Linked DNA regions of Homo sapiens: region 2 is linked to region 1. Evidence: chromatin loops called from intact Hi-C (ENCODE). Cell type or tissue: Caco-2. All regions are shown on one strand. Links, peaks and the distances in the headings refer to the core of each region. The heading gives the core; the rest is flanking DNA. Region 1 has its middle 33 kb from the start of PLSCR4. Region 2 has its middle 88 kb from the start of PLSCR2.

Region 1 (5,391 bases), core at 102-5,101:
ATGTGGCTTAATGTGTTACATCTTCATCTTGAAGATATTAATATTTTTTTAAAAGGGGCTCAGCATTTTTAGTCTGCCCTGGGCTCACTGAATTATGTAGCCAGTCCTGTTTTTGGAAAAGATACAGACAACTCTTTAAATAGTCTCTGTGTTTGTAATCAGTGTGATAAAAATATAGAGTAAGCAACCAGCAAAGTTGTTCCTGGACAACCCTGGGATCAGCATGCTCACTTGCTGAAGTGCTCTCCATCCATGGTGATGTCTTCTGGAGTTCTCCAAAAGAAGATACCCCACTGGGTCTTTCTGTAGCTGTCTAGAATGCTCTTTGTTAGGCTTGAGCACACCTCCTAGCAAGCCACAGGACATGGAACAAATATGACTTCTAAAATCCTCAAAGGATACTTTGAACCTTCTCAGAATTTATCTTCAAAATGAGAGACAAGTGGGAATTGATAGAAGAAGGGAAGAAGAGAGAGAATGAAGAAGGCAGGGAGAAAAAGAGAGAGAGGGAGAGGGAGTGAGAATAACAATGTCTATAGACTTTGTTATAGAAAAAGAATGTATTTATATCCTACCTGTAAAGATTGTATTGCTCTCTCATTTCATTTCTATAATGGCGTATATGAAGTTCTTTAATTCCCCCATCACCTGGTAGAGGTTTATATGTATTGCTCCTCTACTAACTTCTTTAAGTAGTGGAATATTGCCTTGATCATCTTCTTGGGCCACCAAAATTTTGGAAAATTTTGATGAAGTGTTTGGTGAAGTTAAACAAAATGAAATGACAGAGCTCTGCCTGTATTCAATGACTTTGGCATTTATATATTTCCATTAAAATTATGTGCTTTTCAGGTGAGTTACGTGAAGTTTCCTAAAACTAAAACTAAATGAATCTCCAAAATAGATGCGTAAGTCCTTCATTACCTAAAAGCAATGTTTCCAATTAGTTTCTGCCTCTAAGCTTTATTTTCCCAATGCAATTTAGCTAATGCTTTAGCTAAAGAGAAAGTAAGCCACTGATTAAATTAATGTTTTAGTAGAAGATTAAGTGAACTACTATTAGCGTAAATCCTTCTTCAATAGCATTTGACAAAACTGCTGCTAATTATCTAGCCAACTACAAATGTTCTTGCCAGGTAGTAGAATCATGAGGTTCTTTTTGCCTTTTCATTTTCTTTTTCTTTTTTTTTTTTAGTTGGATTTTATTTTTTCTGGAATATGTCACATTTTAAATAAGAGTGTCTCTTGAAAGACAATGTGATTGGGGCCATACTCCTCACAGAAAAAGACGATTTTTTTTTTTTTTAGTTGAGGATATACGATTTTCAAGAGCAATAATAGCACCAGTGTTCAAATCCATCAATCAAAACCCTGTGAATGCTAAAGAAAATTTAAAGAGGAAACAGTAATACCAATCTTACACCAATACTTTCAAAGAAAAATCATGATTCCCAACCTGTTTTATGAGGTCAGAACAGGGGTGTGCTGTAGTCAGTTTGCACAGGCTAACAAAAGTCAATTACAAATATCTCTTCCCAACTCTGCATTTCACATGTAATAACCACCATTGTATAACAAACAGAACTAAGCAAATTATAATGCCAACAAATATAGTTATAGTTCAGTGAGACAATATTAAAAATTTGGGAAAAACTTTGAAAAAAAGAAAAAATTGGAAATCTCAAGAAAAATAAAATCTCCTGTGTTCTCTTTGATCAAATTTACTTTGAAGTCTGTGCTCAACTTGACTAATGAAATAAATGTGCAAATGATAACTAATGAGACCAATATACTGACTTTTCCCAAATACATGGAAAAGTTGAAATACATTATAGTTAACCTCCATGCACCTGTCACCTACAACAAAACATCAATAGTTTTTTAAGGGTCCCAATTGTTTTTTTTAAAGCTGGTCCAATGTGCAGCTAAGTTTGAGAATCACTGCGTTAAATTATAGTGTTTCTCACACTTCAGTGACAATTTAAATTACACAGATTGGTGTTGGTTATTCTTTAACTTATTGGAGAGCAGCTGTGGGGAGTGGGCTTAACTAGGAGCTGGTATGTCTGGCCACATTCCAATGCTTCAAAGGAGTATCTTTCTCCTTGAGCACAGTGTTTATAGATAAGAGCAGGTCACATTCTGATCATGGGAACATGATGGCAATAAGGAGGCTTTCCTACTCAGAGGCCTCCTGTGGCTTTCCACAACTTATTGTTCCATATTTTTATGGCCAGTTTATACAAGCACCCCATAAGCCTTTTTCCCAACACAGATTGCTATGTCCCATTTCCAGAGTTTCTGATCCAGTAGGTCTAGAGTTGGACCCATGAATTTGCCTTTTGTAGAAGTTCCCAGATGATGTTAATGTCACTGACTCAAAGCCACATTTGAGTAACACTCTGCTCTGGAAAGGGAGATAAGAGATAAAGGAAAACAAGGGGATAATTGAGTAGGCAATGTCCTTTGGGAGGCTGGAAGCAACCAGTGCACCAGTGGTTTGGTTGTCTTTGTGACAGGAAGAAAGGAAGACACTTTTTTCTTTGTGACAAGTAAAAAAAGAAAGTATGAATGTAAATTCAAATAAGTTTATTGGTGGATGGATTAACAGGAAGTTAAGGAAGGTCTGCACAGATGATTTCAAACATCTTAGGCTAACACTGGGGATCTAGAATGGTCAAGTATATCTGATACATACATAGTCATGAAGTCATAATCTACAACATTTATTCATGTGGTGGCAAAATTACATTCCAGACCACTCTATACATTATCACACTGATAATATATGTAAACAGGACCTATTTGACCAGGAAGTGTGTGCTGTTGTAAACACATTTATTTTAGCATTCTTTTTTTTTTTTTTTTTTGCATAAAAACCAAGAAAGCAGTACTCCCTTACTAGTGTTCCCAACATCTGCACAATAGCAAAGATGACTCTTGCTTAGAAGTAAGGAATACCTTTGGACAGTGATTCAAGAGACATGTGGGTTATAAACCTATGGAATCTAAATTAAATGAACCTAATCAAAACAAGAAAACTCCTCTGTTTATATATTATTTGAAATATTGACAATTTTTCAAAATTATCGTGCAAGCTTTGCATGTGAAACAGATGTCAACTGGTTCAATTGCACTGCCCTTTGCACCGGGAATGATGATCCTTATGAAGGCTGTGGAACTCTTTGGAGAACTTGTACTGCTATGAAATGTTCCATTGAATGACATACTGCAGTTTTAAAAAATCCATTGTCCTGTTGACAATGATGAACTGTTTGTAGGCTGTTCCATTATGAATAAAATGGCTATAAACATTCTTCTACAAGTTATTTTGTGGAAATGTGTTTTCATTTCTCTTGAGTGTAAAATGGCTATAAACATTCTTCTACAAATGATTTTGTGGATATGCGTTTTCATTTCTCTTGAGTGAATACTTAGGAGTTGAATTACTATGTCAAAAATTAATGTATGTTTGGTTTGATAAGAAATTGCCAGAGTTTTTCCAATGTGGTTGTACCATATTATACTCCCTTCAGCAATGTAGGAGAGTTAGAACTGGTCTACATTCTCCCCAAAGCTTAGTGATGTCATTGTTTTTCATTTTAGCCATTCTGGTGACATATGTGGGTATCTTCTTCTAACTTTAATTTTTGTGTGGACCAAATGACATTGAGCAGTTTTTTGTGTACTTTATTGGCTATTTGTATCTCTTCCTTTGTCAGATATCTGTAAAAATATTTTGCTCACTTTTAATTAATTTTGTCTTTTAACTGTTTGGTTATAATAAGTTTTTATATGTATACTGAGGATAGAAGTCGTTTGTCAGATATATGTTTGCAAATACTTCTTGCTAGTTTTTCCATTCTTTTTTTGTCTTTCAATGACAAATTTTTAATTTTGTGAAGTCCAATTTATGACTTTTTTCTGTTATGATTACTGCTTTCTAATTCTGTCTAGGAAACTTTTGCTTAGCCTCATTACAAAGGTTTGTTTGTAATGTTTATGTCTGTATGTTTATTTTGCTAAAAGTATTACATAGTGTTTGAAGTTAATGATTCCCATAAAGCTATCCAGTTGTTCTCGAACTGTTATTGAAAAAACTTTCTATTTCCATTGGATTCCTTTGGCATCTTTTTCAAAACTTGATTTACCATCAATGTGTGCTTATATTTCTGGACTTTATTCTATTGTGCTGATCTGTTTATCAATACCTATGCCAGTACCATATTATCTTGATTACTATAGCTTTACAGTAAATATTAGGGTTAGATAATGTAAGTCTTCCAAATTTGTTCTTTTTTTTCTTTCAAAATTGCTTTAGCTATTCTAGGTCCTTTGTATTTCCATACAAATTTTAGAATCAAATTTTACAAAATCCCCTGCTGGGATTCTGTTTGGGATTGCATTGTATCTATAGATCAATTTGGGGTGGATTGTTGTCTTAAAAATATTAGGTCTTCAAATTGATGAACTTTATCAAATGAACCCCATGTATTTAGGTCCTTTTTATTTAACATTTCATCAATATATTATAGTTTTCAATGTGAATGTCGTTTATATCTTTGTGTCAAATTTATTTCAAAATATTTTATGTTTTTAATGCCATTATAAGTAAAATTATTTCTCTGAGTTTTAAATTTTTCTCTGTCAATATATGAAAATACAATTGAGTTTTAAATTTTAATCCTGTATCCTGTGAACTTATTTATTATTTTCAGTATCTTTATTGTATTTTCCTTACAATTTTCTGTTAAAAATTATGTCATCTATATATAGACATAGTTTTATTCATTTCTTTTATAACTTTAGTCTTCTAAATATTTTTAATCCCTTACTGCAATTAGCAAGGACCTTCAGTAGAATATTCAAAATAAATGGTAGAAGTGGGTATCCTTGGCTTTTTTCAGATCTCAGAGGAACAGTTCTCAGTGTTTCTGCATTAAGCAGATTTTTCATAGACGCCCTTTGTCAGGTTGAGAAAGTTTCTTACTATTCCTAGTTTGCTGAGAATTGTTATCATGAATAAATTTTTATAAGTTATTTTCATAATTTTTTAAGTGATTGCATTGTTTCTGTCTTTTATTTTGTTAATATGGTGACTTACATTGGTTGGCTTGTGAATGTTAAACCAGCCATGCATTCTTAGAATAAGTCCTTTAATTGAGATGTATTCTTATATATATAGTAAAATTGCTAGTATTGTGTTAAAGTCTTTTTTGTTCCTTTGTTTATATAATTTTCCTTTTTTAGTAATATCTTTGTTAGGTTTTGAAATTAAAGTTATACCGGCATCGTAAAACCAATTATAAAGTGCATCTTCCTTTTATATTTTGTCAAAGAGTTTTTGTAATATCGGTACTATTTATTTATTTCATTTGCTAGTTAATAAAC
Region 2 (5,391 bases), core at 265-5,264, 98 kb after region 1:
ATATAGTATTTTCATTTTGAATATTTCTTGTTTTCTGAAGGTCTGAATAAATCTTAAATTGAGTAAATCAGGAGGTACTAAGCTTCATGGTGGTTAAGAAAAGAGGGAAGAAGTATTTAAGTCTACAAAATGTATGTGTTTAAAATAATTATAAATGATATTTTATAGAGAATAATTTGAAGAAAATATAATGATCTTATCACTAAATTCATAAAAGTATAAATTGTGGATTATGTTTTTATATTTTTGATGACTTTGAATACCCAAGAATAGAGAAATAAAGTCCTTGCTTTCAGAAATAGGTGTAGCATGATGCTTTTCAGATTAAGAAAAGTAGTATAATATTTCTGCCTCTCCCTTAGTTCTGTTGTGCCTATATCTCATACTTCTGGCTGTGTTAATATCCATGGGTTGGACATGCTACTTTACTGTCAGTCCTATATATCCCCAAGATATTGTGTTAACATTTAAGGACCTGCAATAGGTACACAACTTAACGACTGAAACATTTGTAGTTTTATTTATATAGTCTATCTCAATTAAATCCAAAAAAGAGTCTCAAGATTACAAAAACTCCCAGTTAATACAGGCATCTTGAATTAGCCTACATGCCAACTTGACCACTGATGAGGAGATTCTTCAGTTTCTTTTCCTCAACACCAACTGGTTATATGGCTCAGGAATAGTGATGTTTGGGTAGCTCTCCTAGCTCTGAGAAAAGGTTTCTAAGTCAGCATGTGAGTTTCAGTACAGCTACAAAAAAAGAGCATGAACTCTGGACGATTTAACAACCCACTTTCCAACTCACTAACAGTAAGGTGACTTTGAGGAAGTCACCAAACTTTCTTTTGCCTCAGTATTTTCCACTGTAAAAAAGGGGTCACGTTATTACCTGAGAGGTTTATTGCAGGCTTAACTGTGTCAATAAATGTGAAGTACTCATGAAAGGAGCTGGTAGAAAGTAAATAATGTGCTAGCTGTTTTTTTTTTTTTTTTTTTTTTTTCCAGAGGCCTATATCACTGATCATTTATCTTGGAATAGGAAGTTCAAGTGCCACATCAATGCTGATCACTAGATTTGTGACCCTGGGCATTTTACATGATCCATGTGACTTTATGTTTTTCACTGGTAAAATGAGATTAATAATTCCTGTCCCCATTATCCCACAATGACTTGATAGGTTTTCTCTTGTGAAGGCTCATAGTGGTGCAGAATTTTTCTTGGCCTTTTCATCAGGCTCACAACAGGGGTGCCCCACTTACTTGGCCAACTATGCTCAACCCCTTGAAGGAGGCAGCACATGAGCAGGTTTGTGAGGGATCGAGCCAGCCATTCCAGGTGCCAGCAGGAGCAAGCTCTGTGCAACAGTGCCCAGGTGGGGTGCCTGTGACCCTGAGGCCCCAGAAGAGGTGATACAATGCTCCTTTAGTTCCGCTGGTTATGGATGGCTATGTGTTAACAGCTCATTTGGCCCCTTGCCTCATCATGTGGGGCGGCTTCCCTCCACCAGAGAGGGCAAAGGGCTAGTGTGACAGCCTTTTTTGGGTACCTGCACTCAGTGGGTCCTGAGCTCTTGCCTGGTGTCCAAGAAGAATGAGGTCGCATGGACACTTGAAGGATGCTGAACGTGAATAATTTTATTGAGCAATGGGAATGGCTCTCAGTGGAGAGGAGAGCTGCAGAGGGAATGGAAGGGCAGATAGCTCTCCCTGAAGTTCAGCCGTGTCTTCCCCAAAATCAAGCCATCTCTTCATTGCCAAAGTCCAGCCATCTTGTCTCCAAAGTCAAGCCATCTTGCTGAAGTCAAGCTGCCTCTCTCCCTTTACTGACTAAGTCTAGGGTCTTTATAGGTGAAGGATAGGAATGGGTTAGGCCATAGGTAGTTTTGGAAAAGGCAACATTCGATTGGTAAAACTACATTATTCAGAAAATACTAATCAGGAGAGAATAGGCAAACAAGAATAGAAATTCTCATTTTGGGCCACAGGTTTCAGGCTACTTTGGCTTGAATGTGGGATTTCACTGGACATCTGCCCCTATCTGCCTAGAATTTCTCTGCCTCCTGCCTCTACTAATGGTACACAACAGCAAACATCACACAATGCAGGTAGGAACTCACAGGCTAAGGGTGAGCAGGAACACACGTCTCTGGCTTTGCAATAGTCTGGAGAGATGTGCTTAGACCATGGGACTGGGTGCTGACAGAGGTCATCTGCCTTCTGCTGCTGTCTATTTTTAATTGAGTAAGTATAGCAATGATGTTTCTCAGGGGAATAGATACTTTAAGGTTTGGAGAAAGTTTTCTAACGATGTGCTGGAAAAAGCCAGCTCTCTAGCACTTGGAGACGGTGAAGAAATTTGCTGGGCCACCCAGAGAGACTGCTCCAGCACTCCTTTTCTTCATATAATTAAAGGACAAAATATAAGTAACATATTGTTAAAATAGTAAAGCATTACATAAATTAATTGAGTCTCTCTCTGAATAGCAAAAGGTAATAATGAAATACTGAAATGAAGAGTACGATTTTCTGTGTGGAGATTATAAAACACACATGAATATTATGTTCTAAATCTTCAATAGATGACTTCTATTGAAGTATTTTATTCATTCATTTATTTTTAGAGATGAGGTCTCACTCTGTCATGCAGGCTGGAGTACAGTGGTGCAATCATACCTGACTCTAATCTCAAACTCTTGGGCTCGCAGGATCCTGCTACCTCCTAAGTCACTGGGATTACAAGCATAAGCCACTGCACTCAGCTATTTAAATATTTTAAAATCCAATCTTAAAATAATCTTTTTAACGGTGAATCTTTAGTGCACAACTGGGGTGAGTGGTGAAATCAATGGCCAAGGAAATTAAAATAATAATTGAAAATGAACAAATTGTTTTACTTTAATAAAATTATATTTCTAAAATCAGCAGCAATATTTGAAAGCCACTACTTTGGATACATTCTTTTTTAAATAATAAAATCAGTTTTTTGTATATTCAGCAGAAGAAAATTTACATGTATATTTGTATATAATATTGGAGATTAAGTGGAAGTTTTAATTTGCATGGCCATATTTCAATGAGGAAGTAGAAAATTTTACATCTTGTTCAATATACAGTAGGTAATATGTGATAGAGCTAGAACTCAGATCTGCATGTGCTGTAGTTCAAAGCTATGGTTTCTCATTCTAGAAATATTTAGCTTGCTACAGTACACAAAGCGATACTGCCCTCTGGCCACTGCTGGCTTCATAGGCCTGATTGCCAGGTAGTCACATAGGACCCTGTGCTTGCATTAATGTGCTGCTGTTTCCATCCTGAATTCTTAATAATATTTGAAGAAGGAACATCACATTTTAGTTTTCACTGAGCTCAACAAATTATGTAGCTAGTCCTGCTTCTGGAAAATATCTTAACATCTCTTAAAATAGTCTCTGTGTTTGTAATGAATGTGATACAACCTATTCTAATTAATAAGAAAAATTGTCGCTGGACAACCATAAGACTGATCCATTTCTTTTCATTATTGGTAAAACAGCTTTACCTCTCAGATATCAGTTTCTCTTACCTATGACAATTGCACTTATTGACCCCAAATGTGCTTGCTTGTTGCTGAAGAGCTCTCTACCCATAATGATGCTTTCTGAAAGTTCTCCAAAGGAAAATACTCTACTGAGCCCTTCTGTAGCTGCCTAGAATGCTCTTCATTTGGTTTATGCAAACCTCTTAGCAAACCACAGGGGCAGTTGCAACTTTCTCTAGTTTACTGAGGGGATACTTTGGCCCTTCTTGCATCTATCTTCAAAATACTAAGTCTATGGGAAAGAGAGACAAAGAGGTGTTAAAACACTATCGATAAACTATATCTCCTATCTAGAAAGAATGTACAATTTTGATCTCGTGGTGTTTCTGTAGCACATTATGTAAATGTCTTTAATAGCCCTATCACCTCGTAGAGTTGTTGTTGGTTTAATTGTGTTTCTCCTCCCCTACTAGGCTCCTTAAGTAGTAGGATACAGCCTTGATCATCTATTTTTTTTTTATCTTTAGAGCCTGAAATGTAGCCCAAACTTTCATGGAGTGTTTATTAAAATGAAATGAAATAAAATGCCAAAGTTCCCCCTTTATTCAATGACTTTGGCAGTATATATTTCAATGACAATTATGCATATTTTCAGGTGAGTTATGTAGAAACTTCCCCAAACTAAAACTAATGAATCCTCAAAACAGATATGTAAGTGCTTCATTACCTAAAAGCAATGTTTCCAATTAGTTTCTGCTTCTGGGTTTTATTTTCCCAATGTGATTTAGCTAATGTTTTAGCTAAAGAGAAAGTGATCCACTTATTAATGTCCTAGCATAAGATAAAGTGAAACACTATTAGCATAAATCTTTCTCCAATAGCATTTGACAAAAACCATTGATAATTAGGTAGGCAACTACAAATTGATTTGTCAGACAGCAGGATCATAAAATGCCTTTTGTCCTTTTCTCATTTGATTTTCTTTGTCCTGGAATACTGCACTTATATATGAAATTAGTGTCTCTTGAATGACACAATGTGATTGAGGCCATCTTCATTGTAACGAAATAATTTTTCTACATTAATAAATGTTTTATATATATTATAATATGTAATATATCTAAATTTATAGTTTCAGAACAATTTTTATAACTATATATAGTTTTATAAGTAATAGAATCAATCTTCAAACTCATTAATCAGGTTAATAAAAATCTCAGCAACTGAAAACTATAATTAAATTTATTCAATCTGATAAGAGTATCTAGATGTTTCAGTTACACTTATGGGTATGTTATTAATATGCATATTCCAAATTTGGATAAAACTCTTAGAAATCTAATATGTTATCCATCATAATTGTGGCTACCATATTGTATGCCACAAAAATAACTAAATTATCTTGTCAAATGCTGATTATAATAAACTTCCACCAGATTTTTAACCATGGCTATTCTAAGTTTTTGTCACTCACAGTGATTATTTTGAACTCTTCTCTGAAAGCATGTGCAATCAGATTCAAGGAAAGACTAACAAGTATTTGTATGTCCTCTTAAATATAGGTTTCTAATATATTTAAGATCAATGGGCAAAATAAATTTTTTTCAAAACTTTAATGAAGAAACTGATGGGTTCATAAAATTTCTAATCAAGAACAAGCAGAACAAAAATTAATTACATGAGATTGGACAACTAGTGAAGATAATGTTTTTATGACATTTAAAACATTGTTGACTCTTTATTAAATTTTTTTTCCAAATGTAAGAAATTTTTGTTCTCTCAAACTATTTGAACTTTACAGAAATTTGGTAAAATATACATCTGAAAACAAAGATAGAAGGAATTGCTTTTTCTCCTTCTTTGATTCCACC

What was found. Hi-C counts contacts between places; a loop is a spot of excess contacts. Peaks named below come from ENCODE experiments on the same cell type or tissue, not always from the same donor. Only the 100,000 strongest peaks of a DNase experiment are listed, where the experiment ranks them.
Region 2: it touches region 1 in a loop (3-fold over the local background); 1 of 110 quality-filtered maps calls a loop at or near these places.

What each region holds. Positions count from the first base shown.
Region 1 is chr3:146,281,890-146,287,280 of GRCh38, forward strand. No RefSeq gene overlaps it. Among named protein-coding and RNA genes, the nearest start is that of PLSCR4, 33 kb to the left of the region's middle. In Caco-2, for the core only: no CTCF peak of the experiment used is centred there; DNase peaks (open chromatin) are centred at 2,102 and 2,462.
Region 2 is chr3:146,379,352-146,384,742 of GRCh38, forward strand. No RefSeq gene overlaps it. Among named protein-coding and RNA genes, the nearest start is that of PLSCR2, 88 kb to the right of the region's middle. In Caco-2, for the core only: a CTCF peak has its summit at 3,222; no DNase peak of the experiment used is centred there.